3 separate regions of the Mus musculus genome follow, and all the other regions are linked to region 1. A link is a loop called in an ENCODE intact Hi-C map of the cell type or tissue named here. Cell type or tissue: heart. All regions are shown on one strand.

The links. Peaks named below come from ENCODE experiments on the same cell type or tissue, not always from the same donor. Only the 100,000 strongest peaks of a DNase experiment are listed, where the experiment ranks them.
Region 2: it touches region 1 in a loop (2.9-fold over the local background); 3 of 42 quality-filtered maps call a loop at or near these places.
Region 3: a loop joins it to region 1, with 5 times the contacts of the local background. A loop is called at or near these places in 11 of 42 quality-filtered maps.

Annotation. Positions count from the first base shown.
Region 1 is chr13:41,640,067-41,648,066 of GRCm38, forward strand. It overlaps Tmem170b (transmembrane protein 170B), which reads left to right. Exons shown (of 3, transcript NM_001163572.2): 3 at 1-1,288. Among named protein-coding and RNA genes, the nearest start is that of Gm5082, 4.8 kb to the right of the region's middle. RefSeq lists an enhancer at 3,146-4,617. In heart, a CTCF peak has its summit at 3,008 (motif pointing right); a DNase peak (open chromatin) is centred at 3,895; H3K27ac peaks cover 4,109 bases.
Region 2 is chr13:41,743,962-41,751,961 of GRCm38, forward strand. No RefSeq gene overlaps it. Among named protein-coding and RNA genes, the nearest start is that of Gm40925, 71 kb to the left of the region's middle. In heart, CTCF peaks have their summits at 3,155 (motif pointing right) and 3,354; a DNase peak (open chromatin) is centred at 5,060; H3K27ac peaks cover 1,351 bases.
Region 3 is chr13:42,046,234-42,054,233 of GRCm38, forward strand. Hivep1 (human immunodeficiency virus type I enhancer binding protein 1) reads left to right here and starts at 5,788. Exons shown (of 9, transcript NM_007772.2): 1 at 5,788-5,857. Gm28707 (a long non-coding RNA gene) reads left to right here and starts at 780. Exons shown (of 2, transcript XR_001780922.2): 1 at 780-2,880; 2 at 3,543-4,334. In heart, CTCF peaks have their summits at 3,351, 6,089 (motif pointing left) and 7,222; DNase peaks (open chromatin) are centred at 3,358, 5,098, 5,458, 6,638 and 1 weaker place; H3K4me3 peaks cover 5,162 bases; H3K27ac peaks cover 4,894 bases.

The DNA of each region.
Region 1 (8,000 bases):
CCAGCCCACTGATGAACCATTTAGCTAAACCACAGTATAATTTTTTTAAAAAGCTAAATGATATCTCAGGGCCTTGAAAGTTAAGAATCTTTTGCAAAGTGGACTTAGGGAGGACTGGGGTTTGGCCAATGAGCTGGCTTTGTGCACAGCACCTGCAGAGAGATCCCAGCACTTACAGTGGGCCACTGAGACAAGTCCAGCTACTTACCTTTTACAGTTCCGGTTCCGTAGACATTAGCCACTGACTGTGACAGGCCACAACTGCTTCTACAGTCCTTCACCACACGGGGGTATTTGCCTCTCCTTCTTTCCCTTTCTTTTTTTCCAAGTAAGTATGAAAGTAGAAAAATGTAGACAAACAAATGTGGGATTTTAAAGTTGAGTTTTAGGTAAACTAGAGATTCCTGTGTGGACAGTGTTAGTTTAATATTGTAGTTACAAAGGCAGACACTTTATGTAACCTTTAGACATATGTTTACCATCAGGGATTTATTTTTACAATAGAAATATTAAATGTACTGTGAAGCTTAAAGACAGGAAGACTAGACGTTGGAGGGTGATACTCAGACAAAAGTGTGTTTGGTGAGGTACCCGCGTTATGTGAACATGACTTCCCCTTCTGTTAAGACTATAAACTACACTGTAAGAGTGTGTGTGTTGCATGTTTACATAAAACAATTTCATTCTGAAGGATTATTTCAACTATGTTTATATGTAATACCTAACAGGTTGTAAATAGTGTATACTATTGATTTTTAATTTTATATGAGCGATTTTTTTATTTCCCAAGTCATGTACAAATCTCATTGTGTATATAGCATAACTCCCTGGAGACACAAATTTTGCAGTGAATTTTAAGTATTTTAATCGCTGTAAGCATCATGTTAGCCTCAGAGATGCTGGTCCTTATTTTAAATTATTTTTCACCACACATTTTCTTCAAAGGGCAGCAATAAACATATGCAAGTTATTTTGGTTCTTGAAAGTTGGCCTCAGAAGATAAGAGTGCAGTTCAATTCACAGCTGTAAAGAAAAGATGCACAACTTACACCATCCGCGTCTGGTCCCAGGACAACTTCTGAGATCCATCTGCACATGGCTCTCCTCTTTGTAATATACAGGGTGAACTGTTGAAAACACACAGGACATCTGTCACAGTGAATCCAGCACTTCAGTGTCATTACACAGAATTTATTGGATTAAAGTTTGTAATATACAGTATTTTAATAAAGTTTCTGTATTCAATTTCATGCACTTATATATATAAATAAACCTGTCTTTAAAAACTATACAGTGCTGAACTCCTGGCTTATTTCCATCCTGTCTCTTCCCACCTTGTTCACAGCGGACTCGCTGTGTTCTCATACACCAGTGGAGTGGCCTGGAGGCAGTTTGCCTGCATCTGTAAGATCCTGGGCCCAGACCCTGGTTCCACAAAAGCCATAGAAAATAAAACGTCATGGCCTTTCTGGATCTTCTGTCAGTTTTGTCTGGGCCAGTTTCACCTGTGGACTTTGAAAGTGTTGAAAAGGTTAAGCAGCAGGTTGAAAGACAGTTTAGTTAACTGTTATATTTGCTGGTAACCAATCTTGTCCTAAACCAACCCTGGGCCACATACGCATTTATTTCTACAAGTCACTATTCTAAAAATGAAGTCACAGGACTGGGGTGGTGGCTCAGTCAGTAATGCTGGTTGCATCCAGAGCTCCAGCACTCATGTAAAACATCAAATGTAAGGTCACAGAGACAAAAGGCACCCTGTGTTTGCTCCTTAGCCAGTCCTGATTGATAAGTTCTAGGTCCAGTAGAGACCGTCTCTAAAAATAAGGTATCCTTAGCGAGATGGGTAGTGAATGAAGGCACTTGCCACAGAATCTGATGACCTAAGTTCAGTCTCCAGTACCCATATGGTGGAGAAAGTTCAGATATAAATGGAGAGTGATGGGAAGGCATCAGTCATCGGCCTTGATACACACATAACATGGCAATATGGAACCTGGGAGTCAATATGTAGTCAGAGTTCTTAAAAGATTGCTGAGGGAGATGCCAGGCTAACCATCCTCTTGAGGAGGGAGCAGAGAGCCACTCCCTATGAATGTCACTGGGACAAAAAGTAGCCTAACTGCATGTTAAGGATGCAGACAATTTTCACATGTACTGGTGTTTATCTAATTCTTACTAAACTGAAGTCTACTTTCCTTTTCTTTTGGAACAGAAGACGTTCTCATTCTGCCATAAGAATAACTTTCCAGCCGGGCGTGGTGGCGCACGCCTTTAATCCCAGCACTCGGGAGGCAGAGGCAGGCGGATTTCTGAGTTCAAGGCCAGCCTGGTCTACAAAGTGAGTTTCAAGACAGCCAGGGCTATACAGAGAAACCCTGTCTCGAAACCCCCCTCCCCCCAAAAAAAAGAATACCTTTCCACAGAGACTGTGAACCCAATCCAACCAAACAAGAACTCGAGACGGAAGGTACATCTTGCACAAATGCACACAAAGTTTATTACTTTGTATCATCTTTCTTGGGCTCAGAGTAATATTTTGAAATGTTTTTGAAACGGGTAAGTATCCTTAAATATTTTATATCCGCTGAGCATTGTGAGAAGACCCTAAATTTCAGACAAGATCAGAGACAAAGAAAACCCAGAAAAAAAGACACTTGAGTCCTCTTCCAAGCCACCTAGTGGAGGACAAGTCCTGCTCAGGCAGGAGAGACCAGCTCAGACTCACTGTCACTGAATGGGCACGCACGCCTAAGTTAGGGATGAACAAGGTCTGTGTTTTTAGGAACAATGAAGGAAATCAAACCCCATGGTGGATCTCTCAGACGGAAGTTGGATCTACCTCCAGAAACACTTGAGAAACATCTCTACCTCTTAGGACTGTCTACGTGCACTGAAGTTTTCGTTATTTTTTTGTTACCAGAGCCAGTCTTGGGCTCATAGTCCTGAGGAGAATTTATAGAAGGGAATTGGGTTGGCTGGTTTAGTTGCCAGGCCATATTTTGCCACTAGATGGCAGAGTTGTTCCACCTTTTTCTACTTGGGCATCCAGATTAATTTAGTTTGTCCTTTTGGGCTTATTCCCTTAAGACACGGCTAATTTTTTGTTTAACACATACGTAAGTAAATTAAACGTGAGAAAAAGCATGGTTTCTGCATGCCATTGTTGGTCAATTTTTACTTCTTAAGAATGTTTAAGATACACTGTTGAGGGTTGTTTCCAAATAGAAAATTTCACATTAGTTGTAATAATGTGATTTTTTTTTAAACTATGTCACTAGCCTGGCCTTGATTTATGTATTTTTTAATTCAAATACTTATTGCCTAGTGATACTTTATCAAATTGAGTATAGTACGTAGCAAGTGTCAGTTACATAGTGTCTAGGGGACGAAGCCTACTACAAATATTCCACAACCTTAAGGCACTATGACCGTTGCCTATCAGGTCCTGGTCTGCCACCCATTGCTTTAACATGGCCATGATCAGTTTCTGTGACTCTGTTTAAACACCAGTAAACCCAGAATAATTTCTATATTCAACCTATAATTCTGCTTCCTCTGTCATCCATTTATCTGTCTTCAGGACAGACAGACAGACAGTAATTCTAGGGAGTGGTAATGAACAAAGCAAGAACCAGATTCAGTGTTGGGGAGTAGGTACAGTGCATGTTGAGAAATTTCTTTCAAACTTAAACTGTCCCCTTGACCAGGGTGCTACTCTGGCGACAGAGCCCGCTGGGGGATTTTTTTTCTTTCTTTTTTTAGAAACAGTTATGGAGAGGAGCCTTACAAAGCAGAATGGATGAACTTGCTCAGCCAGCAAATTCCTTGCATTCCCTAGACCAAATATGTCCATGCTGAGGAAGCCACAGCAGTGACTTTAGTGAGGTCCTCTGAAGGACAGGCATGACGCGCCTGTCAGCTGTGCCACCAGGTCACCAGCCACCTCAGATCCTGTTGCTGTTGGCTTTGTGTATTGTTGTACAGAAATAACTATAGCTCGGACCCCCGAAGGGCAGGTGCTTTTATGTCCATAGCTTTTTTGACTTGAAAAGCACACAGCACATTACCCAGTGTGCTCTGACCTCTGTAGGGACTGTGCAGACAAACACGGAAGGCGCTTCCAGCTGTGGTCAGGACACCTTGAGAAGAGGACCTGAGAGTTTTCATAAGCCTGCTCTTCCTTCCTTGTCCCTTTATGTTGGGACTAGTGCCATTGGGTGATTCCAAACAGCGATACAAGAAGGTAGCAGGGCACCCTACAGAAATGGGTGGGATTTGTCCCTAAGGAGAGACCTGGTCATCTTTCTGGACTGACCTCTGTGTACATGAGACTCCATTTTAAACCTAATGTCTTGTCTACTTCCCCAAAGTAAATGAACTCTCCTTCTCTTCTCAGAGGTTGAGCTGCCGTGGTTTGTGTCACACCATCTGAACAGGTGCATTCTCTTACATCCCTGGACTGGGACTGAGCTGTCACTGTGAACTCAACGCTAACCTAAGCTTCAGCCGTAACCCTCACTGTACCCTCAACACCAGTACTATGTTTGAAACGTTAGTGTCTACGATTCTCAGTTCAAACATGTGTAATTTGAGCTACTTGGGTTTTCAAGGTCAATGAGAAGGCAAGAGAAATTCAAATTTAAATCATAACCTCTCTCTCCCCCACCCCACCCCCGTGGTGTGTGTGTGTGTGTGTGTGTTTGTTCTCATGTGTGCCTAGAGAAATATAAAAGCTGCTATTATTGGCAGAGCAGTAATTCTGCTGTTTCCCAACCTTCAATGTCAAACCTCTCCAACGTGCTTCATTTTATCTTCCCAGTCTGATATGACTCGGGAAGCATTATTGTTGTTTATTTAGGGAATTTGTTGGTCCTGTTTGGGTTGCAACCCAGGGTTTTGTGCACACCAGGAAAGCATTCTTCCATGGGGATAGACCCCAATGTGTGTTTTGTTCCTGCTTTTCTGTCCAGAATACATTTACTCGTTAAACAAAGGTCTTTCATGGAACTTGGGCAGCTGGTTAAACAAAGTCTGTTCTGAGGGCCACCCTACAGTGACTACAGCAGCCCTTGTCTGGACTCTGGTAAGCCTCGGGGGCCAGTGGGTTCTTTGGGCATGGATTATTTCCTGGACAGCCTGAGTCCAGCTCTTCTACATGTTAAGCTTCATCTTAACACTTTGTAAAGAAAGCAGAAAGGCCTACCTGAGACTCTGGTGGAATTCTGTTTGATCGTGCTAGGGGTGGGGCAGTTACCCAGTCCCTTCATCATAATGGTTACACAGCAGTGTCGTGGACTTGTAAAAGTATCCCTGTATTTATTCAAGGCCTTAACTAACCAGACTGTTTTCCTTCATAAATAAAACCTGTATGGGTTCCAGACTCTTAATTCTTCGCTGATTCAATGTGTAGCACTGGCTAGCTGGATCAGAAAAATAAAATCACTAAGTCGGAACTAGTCTTTGTGGTTATTTTGAGTTCAGCATAGACCAAAGAACTAAAGGATCCTTTGACTGTCACAGTAGTGGGATCCTGTGTTTGAGAGATGTCTGTGGGACAGGGCCTGAAGAGTGTCAGCAGCTGGCTCCATGGCTCTGGTGGAAAAAACGGAGCAGCGAGCTGAGCAGCTCCTGTCAGGATCAAACGACAACATATCAGTTGTGACAACGGGATCCATTTGTGGTGTCAGAATCTGTCATGGAGAAGCCATTAAAAGGTTAGGCTGGAATTTAGCTTACAATGGTGTCCCCAAATAAAGACTAGCTCAACATGATGTCACCTCTCCTATTGTAGGAGAGGATGGGGGCAGAGATAATAGATTGACAGGCAACCCTTAGAGAATTTCTCTTTCATGTTGAATGGTATTATCTTGCATGGATCACATTCTATGTTAAAATACCCCCGTTTCAAATATGTCTACCTGACTTCAGTCACCATTTCTGTGATGACACAAGTGGGCAGGCTCTTCTCGCTTTGCAGTGTAGAAGAGAATTAAAGCAAGAAGAAACTAGATGTGGGCTTTTCCAAAAGAACTGTCCCCAAAATGAACCAAAGAACCCTTGAGGTTAGCCCCAGTGTGGAAGCAGGGCTTTTCTTATAATTGAAAATCTGAACAATGTGGAAGAAAATAAGTAAGAATTGGTTTCTTCTTCAATATCTATTCAGTGTTTTAATTTCTGGAAGATAATGAAATTTGAAAAAAAAAATAAAAGCAATTTGAAAAACACCACTTGGTGGGATTCCAACTTTGTAATGTATATATACCTCAAAGAAGTCTGGTTATTTTGGCTACTTCTAATCTGGGCTGGTCTCATTCTTTTGTTCAAAAATTGCCCCAAAATGCTAGCTTTTAACACAGTAAAGTTTGGCAAAATAAACATATATCTCTAAAATTCTCCAATCTTTCCCTATTTTTTAACACACAATTAAACGTGGATCAGACTAAATGTAAATAACATTTATTAAACATGTTCCAAAGGGCATGGAATGAGAGGCTTTTGCACAGAAGTATCAGCCCAAAATGGATACAGTTGACCTCTATACCCCTATCTTAGAGAGTCACAACTTAAATATGTATATTTAAGATGGTAGAAAGAGCTTAAGACCCTTTCCAGTTTTGTTTAATTTCCATGAATATTCAGAAAAACATCAAACATCTCCCCAACTCGCCCTCTGGCTTTTTGAAAGTGTTGTGAGCATATTTTTAAAGTTCAACATGGTCTCCCATTCTCAAAAATAAACTCCAGCCCTCTAACCTAAACCAGGGCTTTGACCATCCATTTTCACCCAGACCCCTCACTCAGTATTGTCCCTTTCTTGTCTTACAGTGTTGGCCGACCTCTTTTATTGCTCTCTGCAAGGCTCCTGAACACTAGCACCATCCCAGTCCTAGGATGTCATGCCTGGCATATCTATGCCTGGGATTCCCTAACTTGTGTTTCCAGAAACAAGCCTGTTGGCTAGCCCTGGTTATCCATGTCCTAACTCAATAGCCTGTAAATGTAGGGACACTCAGACATCCAGAGTTGCATCTAGTGCATGTCAAACAAGAGGTACAAGCTAAAGAGCATCATAGCATTTGTGAACTAGAGGAGCTCCTAAGGGCCGACATGAGCATGGGTGGCTTCCCTGGTGACTGGACTTGGAAGTATGAGTTTTCTAAAAGTAGATGTGGGGTCTTTAGCCAAGAAAATAACAGAGATGAGCACCTGGGGGGATGGAGCAAAAGAACCCAAATGTGAGGCCTGCATGCTTGGTATGAGATATAAGTGATTGAAACTCACAGGGAGATGGTGCTGGGCGGGCCTCAAAAATGAATAGGCACTGGATACAAGAGTCAATGTCACCAGAGTTCTTAGGGCCAGATCTTTCATCCTGGTCCCCTAAGAGATAGGCTTGGCCATTTGTCACCAACAGACAATGAAACAAATACTAGTGACAAGCAGAGAGAGGAGATTTACTCCTGGTGGCCACGTGGGGAAGATAAGTTGAGTGACACCCTGAATTTGGAGTATGGACATGAGGTTTGGATTTAGATGTAGCCCCAGTCATCACTGATCCATCATTGTCTAGGCTTCCGGTCTATCCAGCAAGGTCATCGGATAGGTCAGAATAATGTGAAGTCTCTTCCTGGGAAACAAGTCCCTCCTTTGGCTGGCACAAGCTTTAGGGCTTCAGTCTTCTCCTTTCCCAGCAAGAGATTCCTGGGGAAATTCCAATTCCTTGGAGACCATTGTTCGGTAGTCTGATAACCACAGGGAGGGGCACAAATATCTCTCTTTAGAATAGCCTTGCTTTTACCAGGATGGTTCTGCCAAGAGTACCAGAACAATGAGTTTGGACTTTACACTGGAGGCAGAACAATAATGCTTTGTCCAATCTACTTTCTATGAAAAAAAGAATACATCTCCATCTAAAATTATAAGGTAAGAGAGATGGATTGCTGTCTTAGTCCATGCTGTGACAGAATACCGGAGAGCAAATCATTTAGAATGAGTAG
Region 2 (8,000 bases), 100 kb after region 1:
TTCTGGCTATTATAAATAAGGCTGCTATGAACATAGTGGAGCATGTGTCCTTCTTACCAGTTGGGGCATCTTCTGGATATATGCCCAGGAGAGGTATTGCTGGATCCTCCGGTAGTACTATGTCCAATTTTCTGAGGAACTGCCCTTCCTATTATTTTTAATTGATTTGAGCAGGAAGTTTGTCTCGATTGGTCTGGGCCTTTATTCTTGCAAGAGGGGAAATTTTGGATTCTTTTTTCTAAGTATTTTTTTTTGTCATTTCCGAAGAGAGAAGTGATCCCAAATTGGTGTTTTATAACATAAAAAATAAATAAACATCTTCAGCGCAGGCAAGGAACGAAGAAGGAAAGAAGTAGTATAGCTGTTTAACAGAAAAAGGTATTTTAAAGTTCCATCAGTAAGCTGAAACATAAGAGAAAGGACCGTTTTTCTTAATATATTGAGAAATCTTTACTGACATTAGTTGATATTTGAAAAACTAAGCGAAACCAGCAAGTATTTTTTTAAATCTCACAGGATTGAGGGCAGAACCTGGATGTAGGATGAAGAGATGGTACTAGGTCTCTGAGCCCAGCTCATGAGCCATTTCTGCAGCAGTCCGTGAGAGATGTGCTGGGGGCCTGTGCCCATCACTGGAGACTTCCGTGACCCCTCACATGACTCCATCATCTGTATGCTTATGTCATGCTCACTAAGTACCCATAGCAGTGGCTCAAGACAGCCCCCAAGATATAAGCTGAACACATTTTAAAAGCTAATCTGAAAGATTATAGGCCATCATTACCATCATTCTTGGTATGTTTTATAGGTCATGCATCATGGTCCAGTGTGGGAAGATACACATATGTGTGTCAGTACTGGCATTTTGGGGGTCATCTGGGCCCATTTTGGAGGCTACCTGATAAATTTCTGGGGAACAGAAAGAGGGGGTGAGGGAGAATCATTTCTGTTGCTGCAATAAAATATTGATGTTGTCAAAAGTAACTTAGGGTTTATTCAACTTATGGTTCCAGGCCATTGCCCACTACTGTGGTGAAGTCCAGGTAGGAATCTAAAGTAGCATGTTCTCAGTCAACAGCAGAAAATAATTACATGAATATTTTTTCCTGCCTAGTTCTCAGCTAGTTCTGTCTCCTCTCCTACAGTCCCAAGCCCCTCCTATGAGATGATGCTGTACAATTCAGTGTGGATCTCCCCACATTAGTTAACAATCAAGACAATCATCCACAGACATGCACACAGACCAACCTGACCCAGATAATTTCCCATTAAGGCTCTTCCTAGGTGAGTCTAGGTCGGGCTAAGTTGACAGTTGAGACCAGCGAGGTAGGGGAGAAAGAGGGAGGGAGAAAAAGGGAAGAAGGAAGAAAGGAAGGAAGAGAGGATAAAGTATATAGAAAGCATGTTTATGGAAAATTCATATATGTCATACATGTCATATTCTGGTGGGGTATGTAACTTGATGGCCTTGAATATCTATATGTAAATCCTGGATGACTTTTCTGGTACTGCCAAAATGATTATAAATAAATATGAGGATATAGTTTAATACTTTAAAAATGTTATGTGATGTTTAACCTCACTCAAGAATAATTTAAGCTAAAACTCTACTGAGATTCCATTTCCTCCCATAGGATTGGTACAGAGAAAACTCAAAGTTATAATTCAATATATTACTGAAGATTTTGGAAAACAGAGCCCCATTCTCTGTCAGGGTGGATAGACTCTGATAAAGGATAATTTGGCAGTAACTGTCAAAAGTAAAAATATACATATCCCTCTGATCCAGTAACTCCACTTCTAGGAATTAGTCTAAATATATTCTGGCATGTGTACAAATGATGTCTGTATGAAGATATTCACCACAGTGCCAACTTGTAATAGTAAACGATTGAAGAAGGTCTGAATTTACACCAACAGGGAACTGATTAAATAAACTATGATGCGCACAACATACTTCTATGTAGTTCTTTAGAGAGGACAAAGTAGCCTGCATTACACTGAGTCAGAGTTGTCAACAATGTTCATTGAAAGTTAAAAATAAGAGCAACCAGACAGCAGGATATTATTTTTTTTAAAGAGCCTACTTATATCTGTTTTAAGTACAATTAACTCATGTGGACTTATAGTTGCTTGGAAGAAGGAAACTAGGTGGACTAAGGTTTTTTTTTTTTTTTTTTTAAGCCTTTTCTAATGTTGTCACTATTATACACTCTGAGTTCTACACTATGTGCCTGTGCTGACCATGGGGGTCCAGGAGCATGGGGTCAGGTCTGCTCAGCTTCTGGCCGGGCTATTTGCTTGATTACAATGTGGAAGAAGAGTGGACAAGCAAGCAAGAGAGGCATGTTTGTGAGAGAGAGCAGAGTGAGGCTGAGCATCTCCACACAGAGCTCGTCTAGCTCCTGAGGGGACTAGCCCAGTCTCTATAGAAAGACACCCACCCATTTTTGACCATTTTATCCCATTGCTTTATTTCCTATCAATTCCCACGTTTTTACAGTCCCCTTACTTCTCAGTACCATTAGACAAAGGACACATGAACCTCTGGGAAACGGTCCATTGCATAAACTCAAAATCATTGTCAAAAACCCGAAAGTTTAGAGAAGGATCTGAAAGGATGGTGCCCTGCGTTAATGAGGCTCATGTCAATGGAATGCCAGGAGTGGAGTTGGTTGTAAATTGTTGGTAATTGGATTGGAGTGTAGGAGAATGAAGGAAGGCTGGGAGCAGATAAGAACACTAAGTCACTTGATGAACTAGGTCAGTTTTATAGGGAAACCACATCTTTAAAAGCCTCGAGGCCATCTTTTCTCTGATGTAAGCTTGTCAAGGTCAAAGGTGACTTAAATTTCCTTGGTTTTTTTTTTTTTTCCTTATACCCAGTAGGGTGTCAGACTGTGTAGAGATACCTAATAAATTGTGTTAGATATACATCTCAGATGTAATTACTGAAGCGGTATTTTTATTTTTTTACTTTTCAGAAGGTACCTTGATTATTTGCCTAAGTGCAGAGGATGGACATCAAAGAAGTTCAAGGTGTGACACCACCATGGGACACGGCCTGTTTAACAAAGGAGATTCGCTAATCAAAACAAGGCATAGGAATTTCACAACCCAAGATAACTGTGTTTCAACACCTCTAAGAAAGGAAGAATTAATTCAACCACCAGGGGGCTCTCATCTTCTCATTTAATGGAAGGCTTAGCACATAATGAAGAGAAAAATACAGTTGAAGCCCAGAAGGACACACACACACACACACACACACACACACACACAGAGGAGGGTAGGAGGCGACGTCCCTCCTCCCTGTTAAATTTATGCAACCATTGTCAAGACATCCTGCCAAGCCAACTTAATATAAGATGGGAGATTGAATGTAAACAAATGTGCTCTGAATACTCCATCTCCAAATGTTGAGCAGGCCCTCCTCCTTGTCTTTTCCTAATTGCTGTTTGAATTTATTTCTGGTGCACTGTGTTGCAGGAGCTGCCTGGAAGCGTTGTCCATCCATATGCTGGGTGGGAAGGGGGAGGATATGGCAACAGCGCCTCTTTCTTCTCTTTAGGTGACTCTATTGACGCTGTGTTAATTACTGAAGATGCAGTACTGGGGAAAACCCACTGAAATCTAAGGTTTCTGGTGTCCGTGGCATTCGTGATATGTGTTGTCTTCATTGTCCTTCTTTGTATTCTTTTTAATATACGATGTGGTGTGACCTGGGACCCTCTTGCTTTCTTGGTGATACTCAGTGAGTTTTCTTTCCTCCCACCCACATCTTATTCCTTGGGTCAGCATTGCTCCTTTGTGTGCCAAGGATTTAGCACTAAATCTGACCAGGGCTTGCAAGTGATGACCAATCAAATCCCTCGTGGCATTGAGGGAGCCCTTGTATCACGAGAACGGAGAAGGAAAAACAAATGCTATTGGGTGAGTCCTTATTACTATTGTCTATTCTCCTGGTAACCAGCAGAAAGCTGGCATCATGCTTCCGATTTGCATAAGAAGAGACCAAACTCTGCAGGGCTGAGTCACCTATGACTATAAGTGCTGTAGAATTGGAACTAATTGGATTTAGAGTGCCTAGAGAGTCTACTTTTTTTTTTTTCCACCTTGACATTTTAGGAGCTCACAGAAAGTGAATTAACCATTCTGGCTTTCGGTCTTTTTGGACATCACTTTTCCCTCAAACCATTCAGGGTGTTTGGGACAGTTAGCTTCTTGGAGGAGCCTCAAGGCCACAGCATGGTAATAACTATTAGGAGTGTGTCTCAGTGGGCTCCTCCTGGTATTTGAGAGAGAGGAGAGGTATTTGGGTTCCTTGTCATCTACAGCATGTGGGTGGCAATGAGAACCTTTGGAGATCTTTTATAGTAACTGCTACACTCTGGCCATAGCTGCTCTTCTACTCCAGCTAGTAATGACCTCTGAGCTGAGCTGAGCTTCCTGACTCTAAACACAGGTGGGCTTCTTGGCCCACCCTCCTCCCCCAGACATGATTGCACTCCTTGCTTAGGATGTTATGAAGTGCTCGCACCGAGTTTATCACAGGCCCTGGAGCCTATCTAGAAGCCGCCATTATGATGAGCCAGTATCAAGGGATTGTGACTTTCTTAGGAACTTTCCCTGACTCTTCCAGACCTTCTCATAGGAAGCCATCCTACGAGGTAGCGGAAGCTATCTTTTCAGCCTGTCATTATTCAGAACAATGGCTTTTAGCACCCATTCAGGAAGTCCTGCCCCAGGACCAGAGGCTTATGAGCTCCATTAGCCACAGACTGACAGATTGACACAGGCTGTGGGCGGGGACAAAGTGTCTTGTGAAGCAAGCAGCTCCTATCCCTTCTTGGAACTCAACATTCTATGAGGGTCGTATGTGGAACAGTCTCAGAAATTAATTTTCAAACAGCACTCATCCATTTATTTGATCTTCGTTAACTCTGTTCCACTGGTTGGGTTCATTCTAGGAAGCGCGGGCTGTTGTTCCCTTGATTGGATGGCTGGTGTGGCATCTGGGAAGACTCTTGAATGAAGAGAGGAGGGAGTGGGAACTTGGCAAGCAGAAGCCGAAGGATTATTATAGGCCTATGAGTCACAGGGACTGCAGGCAAATGATACAGAGTGGGCTGATGGAGGGAGTGTGGGCAGCGAGCAAGCTTGAGGTAGACTGAGAGGAAGGAACTAATGCAAGGAGCAACGCTTTGGGAGTATGTTAGTCAGGCTCTGCAGAGAGACAGCACCAATCGGATTCGAGTGCATGTCGAAGGCAATTTCATTCAAGGAATAGGCTCCAGGGATGACAGGATCTGGCAATTCTCAAATGTGCAGGCTGGAGGCCCAGGGAAAATGCTGATGTGGAATGTCAAAAGTATCCCCACAGGTGCCACCCCCGCGGTGCTCACAGCCTGGTGTTCAATGCCCGGAAAACACATCGGTTCACGTCTATAGGGAGCTGTGAGAAGTCTCGACCCAAAGTCTCTATAGATGCTTCCATGCCTCTAGCAGAGTTTGGCTCCAGGCTGTGCCTCAAGCTCACCTCTGCTGCGTACCCAGTGAGGCCAGGTCTCCAGTTCTGCTTATCTGGTTTGGCACTGGCTGCTCAAAGCAGCTAGGAAAGCAGCCAGTGGTTCGAAGACAATTTAAGCAGGATTCTTCTACGTGGAGGGGAATTTCAGCTTTGGCTGCGTATTAGAACTATCTTTAAACACCTAGCGCGGGGTTCATAGTGCAGACAAATTCAGAATCTCTGTGCTGGGGGTGAAGAGAACATCCGAAAAATTGTATTCCTGTAAGCGCCTGGCTGTGTCATCTAGCCTAATCACCTCACAAAGGTAAGGTTACCACTAACATGTAAATTTCGAAGTTCATTTTAACACATGGATTCTTGGGTGACACTTTCAAACCATAGCCACCCTTAGCGGCTCTCAGTGTTTCCTTTTCTGGGCTGTCCTCAACGTCTGATTAAAAACATGTTTTTTTTTTTTTTCTCTCTGATGGTGCTGAGGTCTGATACATGTACCCACACAAAGAGTGCCTGGCTTAGTGGGTAAGAGCGCTGACTGCTCCTCCAAAGGTCCTGAGTTCAAATCTCAGCAACCACATGGTGGCTCAAAACCACCCATAATGAGATCTGACGCCCTCTTCTGGCATGTCTGAAGGCAGTTATAGTGTACTTATGTATAGTGATAAGTAAATCTTTGGTCCAGAAGAAGCAGGGACCAGAGTGAGCAGAGGTTCTAAAAAATTCAATTCCCAACATCCACATGAAGGCTCACAACCATCTGTACAGATACAGTGTACTCACATACATAAAATAAAAAGATAAATCTTTAAAAGAAAAAAAAAAAAAGAGTGCCTTACTGAACTGTGTCACTGGCCCTAACTCACTTGTTAAAGTCGCTTGGGTCCAGAAAAGCAGGTGTTTCCACAACGATGCTGTGTTCTCTACCCTGGCATTCATCACATGTTGGCTTAAAAGATTTGAAAGAAAAATGTCTAATGTGTTGAAGACACAGAGGAAGGATTGGATTTTTTTCAGTCTTCACAAAGGAGACAGAAACTGGATTTGTTAAGAAAATCATATGGCATGCAGGAAACAGCTTTGTCTGACTTTTTTTTTTTTCTCTTGGGTAATTCTTCATTGAGAAAAACCCATCAATGTTACTGACCCTCAGGGGTTTTGCTACCAGAATGATGACGTCAGTCTCTTTGTGCGCTGGTGAATGAAGGTTCTGGGATAATGACTAACAAATGTCCATTTGAAGGGGAGCAGACTGTACGGGTTCATCACTGAGTCATCACTGGGACAGACCAATGAAAAGAGTTAAGAGCTACCATTCGGTATCTATGACTTCTGAATCTCCAGTCTCTCAGTTAATAAACCAGAATTATCGGGTGGTAACACTAGAGCTTTTACAGTACAAGTCTGAAACCTTGCAGCTCTAACAGGAAAACTGTCTCCACTCACCCTCAATAAGCCGACGCAATAGCCCTAATAGTCAAGAGCAGAGAAGGGAAAAGATGGAGTGTGGCTACTGGTTCTTGCTATCTGGAAAATTGTCGACATGGTGACAAAAACTTCTTCGGGGAAGACAAGCTCCCCTGTGCCTGGCAGTAGAGCCCCAGCCTTTCCTTTCCCCCTGTCCTTCTTCTGGGGAAATTCCAGCTCCATGGTTCCATTGCTCAATGGTCTCTGTATCTGAAGGGAGAAGCTCACCTGCCTGTCCTCTCCAGCTGAGTTGGTCACATTGAGCTGAAGAGCAGCCTCCAGGATTCACAAACTCCCAGACCATCAGAAAGGGAACTAAGTTTGTCCTAAGACCTTCGCATCTGTGAAGTGCTAAGGAGCCTGAAGTGAATTATGTTGGACTTGGAGGAGTCACTATGTCCCTCCCATGACTCTGGTTTATATGAGAAAAGAGAGGGACATTTGGATCTGGAGTCCTGATTCTCGTAAGGTGCGGGGTGCGGGTGGGGGAGTCACAAATAGGAAGAAAAATGGAAGCAGAGATGATAGCATTGCTGTGATTAAACAAGTGCCGCCAGGAGCCAGCAGAAGGAAGGGTCTTCCTCTCCACCTTCTAAGGAGACATACAGCTACTATGCTTGATCCGTAAGACGATTAGCTTCTTCATCTGTGGGGAAATATACTTTCATAGTGTTTAAGGTGCCCAGCTTGTGGCATTTTGTTACAGTAACTATAAAGCTCTAAAACAATTAACAGCTACGCTCTTCTAAGGTATTGAGACTGTAATGAATTCATATGGTAAATATGATTAGATTTAGTAATGATAACATTTTAACTAAATATACTTCGGGACTATTTGATACTAAGGTAATGACAGCCATCAAGGCTGCTGGTGCTTATGGGTCTTTTGTGACTGTCTCTGTGACTCCGGGAAATGACAGGTGCTGAGTGAAGGCGAAGTGATTTACAGCAGGGTGGTCAGTCAACATGCAAGAGGTGCATCTCCATGTGTTCACCCATCCACCATGGA
Region 3 (8,000 bases), 410 kb after region 1:
TCTCAGTACTTAGGGGACAGAGACAGGTGGATCTCTGTGAGTTCTAGGCTAGCCTGAGCTACAGTATCTCAAACAAAACAAAACCATCCCCAAACAAAACTATTGCATGCCACAGGACTGATTGCCCCCTACCTCATTCACGAAGGCTGCTCCCCAGTGAGAATGTATTTGGAATTAGGAACTTTGTAGCACTTAGTTAAAATGAGGCCATAAGTGGGAGCATGATCCCGTGGGGTTAATGTTATTCTAGGTCATAGTTGTGGAGTGCAGTCCATCTCAGAGGGGAAGACACTGAGCCTGTGGTAGTGGTGATGTGCAGCTGAGATGCCTTTTCTTATTACTGCTCCCAGGACAAGGAGCCAAGCAGAGGCAGGAAGCACTCTCTGCTGTAAAACCTGTAGGCCCACCCGTAGAATCACCCACTCCCACCAAACAAGGCTCTGCCTCCTAAGGGTTCCACAAGCTCCCCAAACAGAGCAATGAGGTAGGGAGCAAGTCCTTAAAATCCTGAGCCTATGAGAACACTACTCATCCTCTACCCACAGCAGTGTCTTTATTAAGAGTAGCCAGAGGGTTCGTTTTCCTCTCGTTCCTCTTCCATCCATACTATTCAGGAAAGGCCATGTGAAGACTCAGCAAGCAGGCAGTCATCTGAAGACCAGGAAGACAGACCTCAGTAGAAAGGAATCTGCTATAGACTTAACTGTGGATTTCTATCTCCCAGAACCGCAAGGGGATCCATGTACGCTGCCCAAGATCCCTGGTTTATGGGGTTTTTTTTTTGTTTTTTTTTTCTTACATTGCCTGAGCAGGCTGATACCATGGATTAGATTATTGTTACTTATTTCTACACAGTGAGATCACAGGTCAGCAGGGGTAGCTTCCAGAGAACACTGCTCACTCCTTCCCCGTGTTTCTCAATGCACTACCTAGGACATACTGTACATAGGAGTCTGAGAACTTCATGTAGCACCTCTGTCGATCATAACTATCTTTCTTCCAGCCTCCTTTAACAGGTAGTACACTAAATAATACTCCTGAGACGGTCATAGTTAACATTGAAGTAGGCCCTTTGCAAGAGAGCTAGAGACAGGTGTCTTGTAGTGTGAATTAAACAAGCGCCAGGGAGATCATCCTTCTCAAAATGAGATAGGCTCAACCCCAAACACCTTTCCCCTTCCCTCCTGTCAATCTCAAATACCCCAACAGCTACACTTTTATGAAATCATCGATCACTTTCTAAAAACTTGAATTGCCGTAGATTTCTAAACAACCATGCCTTCCATTGTTTCCGCTCCACAGATGCAGAATATTATAAAGTTATTAGAGTCTATTTTCCATAAAACACAGCCTTTATGTTTTCACCATCCGGATGTTCTCTGGATCCCAGGCATGGATGTACTGGTGTACTAACTCCACGGCTCACTGGAGATTATGTAACATTTTAGAAATGGGATGAAGGAGAAACAGGAGCGGGGTGCTGGCTACCACGTCGACTGCCGCTCAACACAACTACAGCTAGTGTGACCACAGCTGCAGTCTTTGTACCCAGCTCCCATATCCTAAATCCATCAGCCACAGCGACTATGCTTAAAAAGACTATCTCTGTCCAGATGTCTCCAAACGACGACCAACTGCTTACAGTGTCTTAATTCCTTCCAAATGATGGCTGCCTTGGCTCTTCTCTGACTGACTGGTACCAGTTCATTTTGACTGCCTCACGACTACTATTAGAAAAACCTACCCAGCAAACCTACCCTGTCTTACAGCCAGAGGAACAGCCCAGGTGCACAGCTCCCATCAGGGTTCCCAGGTGAAGAGTGTCCCTCCCACTTTCAATAGTGTCCTTCCTAATTTGGCTGTCACTTCTCACCGCCTAGACTTTCTACTGCATGAAGGAAACAGCACCCCATAGTTCCGCACCTTCTCACTTAGGGGCTGCCTCCCTGCACTGGAGTATGGTGTGTATCTTCCAGACAGATCCTGAACTTTTCCTAAGCGCTCTACTGAGGACTCACCTTCTCCTGGAACTTTTGTGGATAGACACTCCCTCCACCCAAAGATCTCTCAGCAGTCATATAAATAACTCACTGTAACTTTAATTGGCTCGGTTTATAAGCTGGGGCCTCTATCTTTTCTCCCTCCAGGTATTTTTTTTCCACGTGTTTGTGCTATCTCCATTAATTTGTAAATTCCCAGGAGGCAGGGCCTGAACACAGCCTGGTGCTGTCATAAAGGGTATGTGTGCCAGGAAGAATGAATGGGAGACCCCGCCTTTTCTTTATTACTAACCTGGTTTGTTTCTGATTTTCAAAATAGCTTTCCTTAGTGATGATTCTGAGGCTGAAAACATAAGAAATATACATCTAAGTTGAGCTAGTGTCTGGGTAAATACAGTAAAACTGAGAGCTTTCCATAACGTAAGGGGGAGGATGTGCAGGTATTTTGACCCAAAGGGGAATCTGTAGTGTGTTATTATAGTTTATACCATCTTGGGATTTGTATTCTTGTCTCTTGAAGGCTGCAGGAATATCTCAGAAAGAAAATAATATCTGCTTCCAAAGCTGAGATCTAAAAACTGAACAGAGCCTGGGGAAACATCCAAACGATCTTATTACAAGTTTGTTCTGAGTGGAAGGAAAAAGAATGTAATCTGGGAGACCTCCTTCTCTGATTCAAACAGCAAACGTAGCACAGTTCTGAGACAAAGATTCCTAGCTGGGAGAGCCCTTTTCAGCTCAGGTGAGAAAGGGAGCCCCAAAGGTCCTTTTCCAGGACCGGCTAGAGCCAGGATTCCGTCCTTTGGCCACCTGCTGCGCTGCCTCCTAGCAGCACCCACAGAGGAGACTATCTTGACTGTCACCAGGCACCAAGCTCAAGGTATAACCCACGTAGGCGGTGCACCAGATAACATCAAAGCTTTGGGTAGGGGCCAGAAAAGCGGGGTAGGGGGGTGTGGGGGGGTGGGGGGGGCAGCGCAGGGAGGGAACCAAGCGCCTCCCCCAGCGTTTCCTCTCACGCCCACTTCCAACCTAGGAGGCTTTTGGTTTCTGCTTTTGTTTTTAAAATGAAAAGTTGAACCAGGAAGCTTGGGAGCAGACTTTTTTTTTTTTTTTTTTTTTTTTTTTTTTTTGCCTTGTAGTTCGGTAAGTTTTCCTCCCTCCGTTCTTTTGTCTGCTTGGCTTGGGAAGAGCCCGGGCGTAGGGGGGACAGTTGCTGGGAGCGAGCAGGGGAGGGTTTGTAGCCGGGTCGCCGGAGTGGGGGCCGGGGGGAGGGGACTCGTTGGTGGACGGGAAAACCCAGCTCGCAGGGTGAAGGGGAGGGACGAGCGGGCGGTGTGACCCGGGGCCAACAGGAGGAACCTCCGGGATCTCCGCGTGGCGGTGGCGCTGCTGGCCGCACCGGCCGGAGGGCCGGTGCCGTGGAGCCACGGGGCCGTGCCAAGGGGGAGCCCGAGCCAGGCAGCGCCGGGCAGATGCGTGGGAACCGGGGTTGGGGGACGCTCGGGTGCGGCCTCGGGTTGGACCGATGCTCTCCCCTAGATGCTCAGCGGGAGAGATAAGGTCAGAGTACCCACAGGACCCTACGTCTCCCAAGGGGCGCAACAAAGACTCTTACTTGGCCTGCTGGATGGAGAGAAAGAGGCCCCTTGGAATCTCTCTGCCTTCCCAGTCTAGAGCCATCATTGGGATCCCCATTGTTCAAGGATTTTTGACAGTTCAAGCTGAAGTTTACCAGTTACCGGGCTGGACGGGTTCACTCATCCAATTCCGTTTATTTGCTATTTGAGGATCTACTATTTACTGTGTCACAAAACAAACCGAAACCAACTACTTAACATTTAACATAGCTGCCTTTCCCTGCATTTTGGTATGGAAAAAAAAAAAAACGCATTTAGACAATTCAGAAAACTTACCAGGAAAGTGTTCTTATATTAACTATCTCAGAGAGAAGTTTTAATACTGGTTTGTTGCTCAAGAAAACACAGTAAAATGACAAATCAAAACCAGATATGCAGTTTTCTCAAACGCTCTTAGCATTGCTGTATCTTGGAGACATCCTGGGTTCATGGATACATTTCTGTTGTCTTCAGCAAATATTGAGTTAAAAATTTCTCTCTGGCACTTAACTTTTTTTTCTTCTCTTTCTGTTTCAAGTAACAAAAACTCGACTTCTGAAGACTTTTTGTTTTTAATCTTAACACATTATCTATGTCTGCATGTTTATCTTTTGGTTCAAACAGCTCGGCTGGGGGAGGGGAACTACATTATATGTTTTATGAATCCTACCCATTGGGTATTTCATTTAATAAAATAGAAGACATCTTACTGGAATATTAAAATGGTACTCTTTCATTGTAAGGCTGACATAGTATTACCCACCACCCGAGCTTTCTAGCTGCATAATCTTTGCTCCTATGACCAAATTTACTTTTTGGTAGGCATATTTTCTTCCTCTGCAAAACATTATTTTTGGCTCTAAGCTTGCCATTACCAAGTATTCCATTTTTAATAATTTCCATTCTGGGGCTTTGTGCTTTTCTTAGCTCCAGCAAGCTAGAGGTAGGACTTCCTCGGGGGATTTTAGGGGTCAACCGTTAGCAGGAACGACCTGGACATCTTTATGAAAGCCTAAGGGAGCAAAACAAGTTTGCACAGATGGTCAGCTGTTAGTGGGCGTATGATCGCTTAACAAAGAATATTTTTGTTTTGCGCCTTTTTTTTTTTAACACCTTATTCTTTCCAACTTTGAGGTGGCCCGTACAATCTTCTATCGGCTTTTTTTTTTTTTTGTGGATGCGTGTAATTTTTAAGTTCAAACTGCTAGTATTATGCCTACCCTTGAAAACCTGCTTCGTTCCCCAGAGTCAGCTCTCCTGATATTTCCAGAAGTTTCCAGTTCCCGTTCTCTAACGCTTTCTAGCAGCCGGGGTCAAACTCTGGTTTGTAATAAATTAGTCTGTCTTCCCTGTTCACTCCCCCAGAGTTCCAGAAGCCTGCTGGGTGGCTCCGCCCCGCACCCCCTCTTCGGCTTCCAAAGTTCCCTCGCGGGTTAGTCCCCAGCTGACAGGCAGCTAAGGAGGGGTTAACTGCGCTCGCCGCTGCTTAGGCTCTGGGAAGCACCGGCTCTCTCCGGAATAACCTTGGCTTTCCTCGGTCTTTTAATAGAACATCCGCCACCAAAAAAGTGGTTTCAGTTTAGGGCTTAATAACACGTCCCCTCTGACCCTCCAAGTCAACAACCCAGCCCCCTTTCATTCTCTCTCTCTTTTTTAAAAGTTATTTTTTAAAGTTAATGCGTTTCAAGTTTCACTATGATTTTCCCCTTCCCTCTACGCGGAGCAGAGGAAACCCCCTTGGGGTCCCCCCTCCCTCCAGGGTCCTCCTCCTCCTCCTCCTCCCTACCAGGGCCAGGGCGAGGGGCGGGGCTGGGAGACACCATGACGTCACCGGGCCGGCCCACAGCCTGCTCTAGAAAGTCAAAAGACGGTAAAGAGAATCCGGCCCCGCCCGGCCCCGCCCCTCCTCCCGGGCCAACCGCCCCCGACTGCGGCCCGGCCGGGCTTCCCCGGGCCGCGGAGCCCCGCCTCCGCTGCCGCCCCGCCCCGCCCCGCCCTTCGGGCCGCGCCTCCTCCTGCGTCCTGGGTCCCCGCGGCGGGGCCTGCGGCGGGCGGGCGGGCGGGCGGGGCGGCAGGGGGCCCCGGGCCGGCTTCACAGGAGCCCGCCCTCCCGCCGCAGCCCCCGCCCCGCCGCCCCCGGGGATCCCCTGCTGCCCCGCCCACGCGCGGGGGGAAGCCGCCGACCTTCGCCCTGGCCGCCCTCGCGCTGCCAGCCGTCCTCACGGACACCCGGGAGAGGTAAAGGCCGCTCTCCCGCCGGGTTCCACTCGGTCCCTCCCGCGCCCAGCTCGCGCCTCGGTGCCCGTCGGGAGGAGGCTCCGCTTGTGCTGATGTCCCGGTTGTCAAGTGCAGCGCAGTTCCCGACGGGTGCGGGGCCGGGCGCGGCGGTGGGGGCGCTGCACCCGGGAGAGCGCGGCGCGGGGGGCGGGGGCCGGGACCACCTCCCCCTGGCGGGCGGGCGCGCGGGTGTGCGTGTGAGTGAGTGTGTGCGCGTGTGCCGGCGCCGACCTTGCGGAGGGGATGCTGCGTGCGGGAGCCGCTTGCCACTTCGGCGGGTCCTGGCCGCACGGGCGGCGGGAGCTGCGGTCCTGCGAGCCCAGCAGGTACGGAGGGCCGGCCTCCTGGTCGCCGCGGCCGCTTCTCGCAGGAGGGCTCGGCGGGGCTGCGGGAGACCAGGCCGCGGCTTCCGCACCTCCCGGCTTTGTGGCTCGCTTTCCCTTTCGGTCTTTGCCCGGAGTGCCTGTTTACTCCGGGCCACCTGGGTAGTTTCCCTCCCCGTAGGGCGCGCGCCCGCCGCTGGTGGGTCGGGGCCGGTGGGTAGGGGCGCGGGGCGGCTTGGGCTCGCCGCGGGGTCGGGCTCCAGCCGGAGTTGCGGCTAGAGAGGGGAGGGGGCTGTGGCGAGGCTGGCGCGAGGAGGAGTCTCAAGGCTGCTGCTCTCGCCGACTCTGTCCTCCTCCTCCTCCTCCTCCTGCTCTCCGCATCCACTCTAGGCTCCTTCCGGAGCTGGCACTTCCATTCCCCCCTCCTTCTGGCATGCGAAGCGCTTTGTTCAGTGCAGCGTTGCAGAGGGGTTTTCCCAGGCTCCGCCCTCCACATTCATTCATGTTTTTTCTCCTTGTGACTGTCTTTACGCTTTTTTGATTGTGTCCTGTTTTTGCACCTTGTAGTATGTATTTCTTTCTCGAGAAAGAATGGTCGATCACTGGTCCTAGTCGCCACGGTGGTGCTGTCGTCTTTGAAAATAACCACTTCTCCACCGCGGATTTAAATGTGGGCTGGACAGCTAGGGACAGGGGGGCTGGAGGCTGCAAAACCGGGTCGCACAAAGCTGTTACAGGTTGGGAATTTGCATATTTTAACATTTAAGCTTGGGAGCTGTGGGAGGTCACGTGATCGGCTTACAATCCGAGTTCACGCTTTAAAAACTTCGTAATATCGTGACCGCTTAAAAGCTTTAGTTTTAATACGGAACGGAACACTTACAGCTTTATCTTTAAATTCTCTGTGCAGTCAAAACCTTTTTGGATGCTATAGCTGATGCCTCTGTGGTAGGGGGAGTTGAGGAGCTCTATCTTTCACCCATCATTGACCGTCCTGTTTCTTATTCTTCCCCTGGCGTTAGATTGGGGATAGTTTGTGTTATGCCGACTAATAGCCGTGTTAAGAGCCGTGTTGCTTACAGTCGCAAGCACGGTAATAGCCGCCTTTTCCTTATGCGTTTTAACTAAAGTGAAAACATACATCTAAAACCTTAGTCTGGGATACATGTTCTTTACCTTAGAGGCGTTCTTCCAGGGAATTAATATTTCAGCATTTTCATGTGGTAGGCAAAGCTTCTACATTGTGTAGCTTACTCCTCAGTCCTTAGCCCGTTTGGGGTGGATAATGTTTCCTGATTTTACAGCTTGGGAAATCTGATCTTCTTTTCTGAGAGCTTAAGTACCTTGAACAAGGCCACACAGAATGGGGTAAAGCCTGGCCTTGAACCTGGTCAGGTTTGATTCCAAAGTATGTCTTCATGATTTGCTGTGTCATTCATCCCTTTGGGAGGGGATTGTCCTTGGTAGGTAAATGTTATCTTCTCAGAGGAAATGGGCAAGGTGTCATGTGGGGCCACGTTCTGAGGAAGATTTCATAATCTCTCTCTAAACTTGTTTTTTTTTTGTTTTGTTTTGTTTTTTGTTTTGTTTTCTCTTTGTAAAATGGATGAATTGGAGTTGTTAATTTTTTTTTAATCTCTCCCAAAACTTTTTTCCCCTACCTCTGTAAAATGGCTGAGTTTGAGCAGTTGATTCGGTTGTTAGGATTAAATTAGGTGATAAGTAGAAACTCTACAGTAAACCCAATAAGTGTTCTCTTGTGTCGTGTACAGTAATAGATA